Linked DNA regions of Homo sapiens: region 2 is linked to region 1. A link is an interaction called in ENCODE POLR2A ChIA-PET data of the cell type or tissue named here. Cell type or tissue: PC-9. All regions are shown on one strand. Links, peaks and the distances in the headings refer to the core of each region. The heading gives the core; the rest is flanking DNA. Region 1 overlaps MDGA1 (MAM domain containing glycosylphosphatidylinositol anchor 1). Region 2 has its middle 34 kb from the start of KCNK17.

Region 1 (2,902 bases), core at 131-2,630:
AAGAGGGTTCTTATTTGGGTTGGGGCTTCGGGGAAGACTTCTCTAAGAGACATTTAGGAGAGACAGAATGATTGGAGTTAGCCTGTTGGGATTGGGAGAGGCTTCTGAGCAGAGGGAACAGAATATGCAAAGGCCAACAGGGCCCAAAAACTTAGAAGGCTCAAGGAAGGGGAGTAAGGGCAAAGGAGGAGGACTAAAGTTGGTATGGTGGTTGAAATGCCATTTTCCCTTCTCGGCACCCAACCCTACCATCCCTCCTACACGCTTGGAGTCCCTTCCCTCTTAATCTCTATTCTGGCCCTACAGACCCCACCCTGCACCCTACTTGGGGCTGCCTCCCTTATTCACCACCAGCTAGCTGCATCCTTGCCCTAAGATCAAGTTATGCCAACCTTTCCCTTTACCCCAGACCTCTCAGAATTCTAGAATTTCAGAGCTAGGAGGTCCTTAAAGGTCACTTATTTCAAACATCTACTCATATATTGTAGGTGAGATGGGCTTGCCAAGGTCATGGGGATAGGCAGTGATGAGCATTTGCAAAGTGACCCCAAATCAAGGGTGTGGATGTCATGATATGGACTACATCATATCAGGCAAATGACAGGAAGTGTCTTTCAGGTTACTTGGTTACAATGATTCAGGTAGGTCGATTGGGCAGTTTCACTTCCATGTTCCAGATGGGGAAACTGAAGCTCAGATTACAAGACCAAGGGCTCCCTCTCCCTACCACCTAAGTTTTATTGGCTCTCATGTTGGGTAACTTCTTGCTGGCACACCTGGCCTTTCTTTTCTAATGGAAGAGGAAGGGTCTAAGGGACTCACCACTGCTGTAGGTTGGCTCCCTGAGCACAGGAAGAGAAATCCGCTCAAGCTCACTCAAGTACAGGTGCATTATTGTGAGGACAAACACAGTGAGGGGGATGGGCACTCAGAAATCCAAACAGGAGTTGCAACAGGGATGGTTTTCCTGAACCAGATGGGCATTTTGGATTCAAGGTAGCTCTAGGATCATCATCTACAGAAGTTTCTGGTGCTTCTGTATTCTTCTGGTGCTTCTGTATTCTACCTGTGGTAGAATAAAGATGGCTGCAAATCCCATGTTATCCTTCCTGTAGAGAGGCAGAGTCTAATTCCCTTCCTCTTGAATCTGGGTTGCTCTTAGTGCCTTGTTTGTGCAATAGAATGTGACATGCTGAGTTGAAGATGCCTTGGAGCTTCAGCTCAGGCCTCTTGGAACGTTCTCTCTGGAAGCCCTGAACTGCCACCTAGGATGTCCTCTGAGTTGCTCTGAGACCGTCATGCTGGAGGGGCTCTGGCTGACCATCCCAGCTGAGTCCAGCCTTCCAGCCATCTCCACCAAAGCACCAGAAGATATGGGAGTGCAGCTGCCTCAGACCTTCCAGACCAGCCTAACTGCCACCTGAATTGCTCGGCCAAGCTCTGTCCAAATTCCTGACCCATCGTCATGGGATATAATAAAATAGTTGTTTTAAGCCCCTGCGGTTGGGAGTAGTTTTTGACAACAGCAATAGATGACCACCCTGGCATGACTCAGTCACTCCCCAGCATCTGCTGCTTTTTGTCCATGCAGTTCCTCTCCTGAGTCATGGTGTCTGCTTCCTCATAACTTCAGCTTTCCAGGCATCATGACCTCTCCAGCTCAACTCTCCTTCATGGCCTTCCGGTAGCAGCTGCCAGCATTCACTGACTCAGCCGCTCAGGATAATGGGCTGATTGGACAGGCCCCCATTTCAGGTCTAGCCACACATACATCATTGGGCAACCTGTGGGTTGGCTGCCCTTGAGTCAGATGCCACCCTGATCCAACCAGCTGGGCTGGAGGAAGGGGTCATGGACATGAAACAAGGCTACCTGGGGGCTGCCATTTCTAGGCAGTTTGTGGGTGGACCCACTTAGGAGGGGCAGGAGGCTGGCAGGCACCGAAAACACACCTCCTTGCATCTTCCCTCTTTCTCCCCTCCTCTAGTGACCATTCATTCCCAGGGGCACAGTAATGCAGTGTATGTACCATGAAAGTCCTCCAAGTGGCCCTGTCCAAGGGCAGGTCCCATTGCAAACTGTACAGGTAGGTCAGGTAACTTACAGCAACCGAGTCCTCTGTTATCAGGACTTTGACATATATATTGTTAAAGAACATAGCCAATTTACTTAGCTTATTTTTATTTATTTTTTAAGACAAGGTCTCACTCTGTCACCCAGGCTGGATTGCAATGACACAATCTTGGCTCACTGAAACCCCCACCTCCCAGGTTCAAGTGATTCTCATGCCTCAGCCTCCCAAGTAGCTGGGATTATAGTCATGTGCCACCATACCCAGCTAATTTCTGTATTTTTAGTAGAGGTGGGTCTTCACCATGTTGGCCAGGCTGGTCTCAAACTCCTGGCCTCAAGTGATCCACCCGCCTCAGCCTCCCAAAGTGTTGCAATTACAGGCGTGGGCCACCGCACCCAGCCAGGACTCTAATATTTTTATTTTCATATCACAGATGAGCAAAGTGAGGCTCAGAAAGGTGATGTGGTTACCCTAGCTCAGAAAATTCAGGAGAGGAAGAACCCAGAGGGAGATCTAGGTTTTTGACTTCTGGTGCGATGTGCGTTCACATCAGCCAGAGTCCCTCCTCTTCTTCCTCTCCTTGGAGATCACTCTGCTTTTCCCACCAGCTCTTCCCCAGGGGCTGGGAGAAGCAAGGCCTTTCCCTGTGAGGCTCGGGCTCCAGTCCTCTGCTTCAGATGGAGACCGTCCCTGTTCCTGCTTTTCTATTTCTAGCTTTTTGCATGTCCTTTATTGAAAGCTACTGTAACACCTTTTCAGAAAAGGGTTGGGTATAAATAAACACAAGAAAAAAGTCGAAACTCTCCTCCTTGAAGTCACCCCAAACCT
Region 2 (2,902 bases), core at 245-2,744, 1.6 Mb before region 1:
TGGTCTAGGCTCCCAGCAGGTCGTTCCTGTCACCTATCCTGCCATGGCAGCGCAAGTCAGTTCTCTCTAGCCGGCAGCTCCCATTGGGGATTGCAGCCAAGGAGAGTCCAGGTGGACTTTAGTCAGCCAGCAGTGGAGAGGAGACAGGAGAGAAGCCCCTCCTTGCACAGTTGACTTGGGCTCTGGTTTTGCTGGCAGTGCCCAGTTCTGGCACCTTTGCCCCCTGGTCAATGAGTACCAGGGTGGCTCTGGGTCAGAACAGTGACCAAAGGGCTGGGTGGGAGTGGACAGGTAGTGGGAGGGGCAGTGAGAGATGCAGGAAAGGGCTGTAGCCCTTTGTGGTCTGACTGAGAGAAGGAGAAAGGAACGAAGAGCAAGCACAAGCACGGGGGAGAAATGAGGGACTTTCTGTGTCGTCATCTTTTCCTGGTGTGAGGAGAGACCCTACCAGGCGGACCCAGGCCATCTGCTCTGCTCTAGTCCGTGGGCCCAATAGGACCTCTGCAGAGGTACCCAATGGCCCATGGCTACAGTGGACCTGGTACAGAAGAAAGAGAGCTGTACCCACTCCTCAGGAAGCCCCAGTAGAAGGGATAGAACGAAGATACAGCCCCGTCCTCAGGGCCCTAGTCTGAGGGGAGACGCAGCCCCGTCCTCAGGGAGCCCCAGTCTGAGGGGAGACGCAGCCCTCTCCTCAGGGAACCCTAGTCTGAGGGGAGACGCAGCCCTCTCCTCAGGGAACCCTAGTCTGAGGGGAGACGCAGCCCCGTCCTCAGGGAGCCCCAGTCTGAGGGGAGACGCAGCCCTCTCCTCAGGGAACCCTAGTCTGAGGGGAGACGCAGCCCCGTCCTCAGGGAGCCCCAGTCTGAGGGGAGACGCAGCCCTCTCCTCAGGGAACCCTAGTCTGAGGGGAGTGGTCTCCTTAGGTCCCTGCAAAGGCCCTTGCCTCCCTCACCACCTGTACTTCTGTGGCTTTGCTCCAAATTCATATAAACTGAGATGGGAAATCCTAGGAACTGAAACACTGTTAATCACCCTTTATTATTGCCCTTCCCTGGGTGACTCAGCCGTAGGAAAATCACAGCTCCTGAAGTGAACCCGGAAAGAAAACTGAAAGGGAGAGTGATGAGTGAGAGTCAGCTACTGCCACAGCCTTGGCAGCCACATAGCCTTGTCCCCAGAGGTTGCTGCTCTCAGCTGGTCACAGGCAGCTCCTGTACGGACAGAGGCAATGGGGTGGGTCTGGGCCAGGGGACGCCCAGTCCCCAGGGAGCCCCTGCAGCAGGGCTGGCCCTAGATCCATGCAGGGGCCAATGCACAGTGGTGAAAGCCTGGGGTGATCTCAGGGCCAGTGATTTGCTGTCCAAGCCTCTGACTCCTGCCCTTCCTGACTCAACCACATCCGGTTTGGGCTCTTGCAGGCTCCCACCTGGAACGCCCTCTCTTCCCTCCTGCGTGCCACACCCCGCTCTCTGGCAGCCCCTGATGTCCTCCTCAGAGCTGTCCTCACACCCTCTGTCTCAGCCCTTCTGGGTACTTGCTGTCACCTGACTGACTTGGGGTATGTGGGGTCTTTTGTCTTTTCTTCTCACTTGGACCCTGAAGCCTCAAGAACAGGTGCTTCCTGCAACAGAATGTGCTCAGCCCTTAGGAAAACCTGAATGAAGGAAGGAAGAAGGAAAACCAGAACCCAAACTTTTAGTTTTCTTGGCAGAACCAGAGATTGGGGGCCATGAAATGCTACGGGACACTGACCTGGCTGCCTTTCCCTAGGAGTGTGAGAGGACGAAACTTCTCCAAGCTAAAGGGGGCTTAGAAATCACTTGAAAACAAGCTCTTTTGAGGGGAAGGACCGGCCAAGGCCACCCTGCTTGCCAGCAGCAGAGCGAATGCTCATGCCGGGGTCTGCTGCCTCACTCCCTCTGCCTGACCCTCCACCCTTGTACCTGGACCCTGGGCTTTGGGCCAGGCTGAAACCCAGAGCAAGACATACTGTTCTGTGCTACTCCAGTGGGGCGAGGCGGGCAAGGCAGCCATGGCAGTGGCTGACCTGCTCCACCCACAGTGGGCACATTTCATCACCATGAGGGCTGGTAGCTTCTGTGGCCCAGGGAAAGCTATGCTTTGCAAACACTGAGCTACCTGGATCCCCATCCTGGTTCTTATGCAAGCACTCGGAACATTCCAGCCCCAGCCAGTGGTGAGAGCACAGCTGCCTGGATACCCTTCTCCTGCCAAGGCAACTCCTGGGGTCACTGTAGCCTGAGGTCCTGGCATGGGCTGCTCAGGAGGGGTCCTGCCCAGTTTTTCCTACTGCCAATGGCAGCAGTGTTTCCTACTGCTGATGGCAACGGTGTTTGGAGATAATCATAAAAATTATGATTCTAGGTTACTCTACCTGGCACTTCACAAACATTTTATCACCTAGTCCTCTTATGAACCCAATGAGGTAGCTACTGTTATTATCCCCATCTTTCAGGAGAAAGGCATTGGGGCCTGAAAGGGGCAGAGACCTGCCCAGCTGGCACAGCCAGCGTGTGGTGGAGTCGGAACTGCCCAGCTCCAGACCCTTGTTTTCCCTCACCGCACTGCCAGTGACCCAGCTGCTGCCACACCCTCCACCCTCGAAAGTGCTCCCAAGGAGAAGGCCACCTGAACTTCGGGCACGAGAAACAAGCCCTCTGGATAAGTTACAAAATGCTACAGGTGCTGGGGAAATAGGTGGTGCCAGGACCCTCTGCTTAGCCATAAACAGTGCATATTGAAACCCACTTAGGTCGGGTGTGGTGGCTCACACCTGTAATCCCAACACTTTGGGAGGCCGAGGTGGATGGATCACTTGAGGTCAGGAGTTTGAGACTAGCCTGACCAACATGGTGAAACACCACCTCCACTAAAAGTA

Evidence for each region. ChIA-PET counts read pairs that join two places held together with the same protein. Peaks named below come from ENCODE experiments on the same cell type or tissue, not always from the same donor. Only the 100,000 strongest peaks of a DNase experiment are listed, where the experiment ranks them.
Region 2: POLR2A ChIA-PET joins it to region 1 with 6 read pairs; 1 of 35 experiments calls an interaction of 5 or more read pairs at or near these places.

The regions. Positions count from the first base shown.
Region 1 is chr6:37,629,270-37,632,171 of GRCh38, reverse strand. It overlaps MDGA1 (MAM domain containing glycosylphosphatidylinositol anchor 1), which reads left to right. Exons shown (of 17, transcript NM_153487.4): 17 at 1-1,493. Among named protein-coding and RNA genes, the nearest start is that of MDGA1, 67 kb to the left of the region's middle. RefSeq lists an enhancer at 519-568. In PC-9, for the core only: no CTCF peak of the experiment used is centred there; DNase peaks (open chromatin) are centred at 711 and 1,641; H3K27ac peaks cover 2,500 bases.
Region 2 is chr6:39,278,845-39,281,746 of GRCh38, reverse strand. No RefSeq gene overlaps it. Among named protein-coding and RNA genes, the nearest start is that of KCNK17, 34 kb to the left of the region's middle. In PC-9, for the core only: no CTCF peak of the experiment used is centred there; DNase peaks (open chromatin) are centred at 1,226, 1,296 and 2,116; H3K4me3 peaks cover 799 bases; H3K27ac peaks cover 2,470 bases.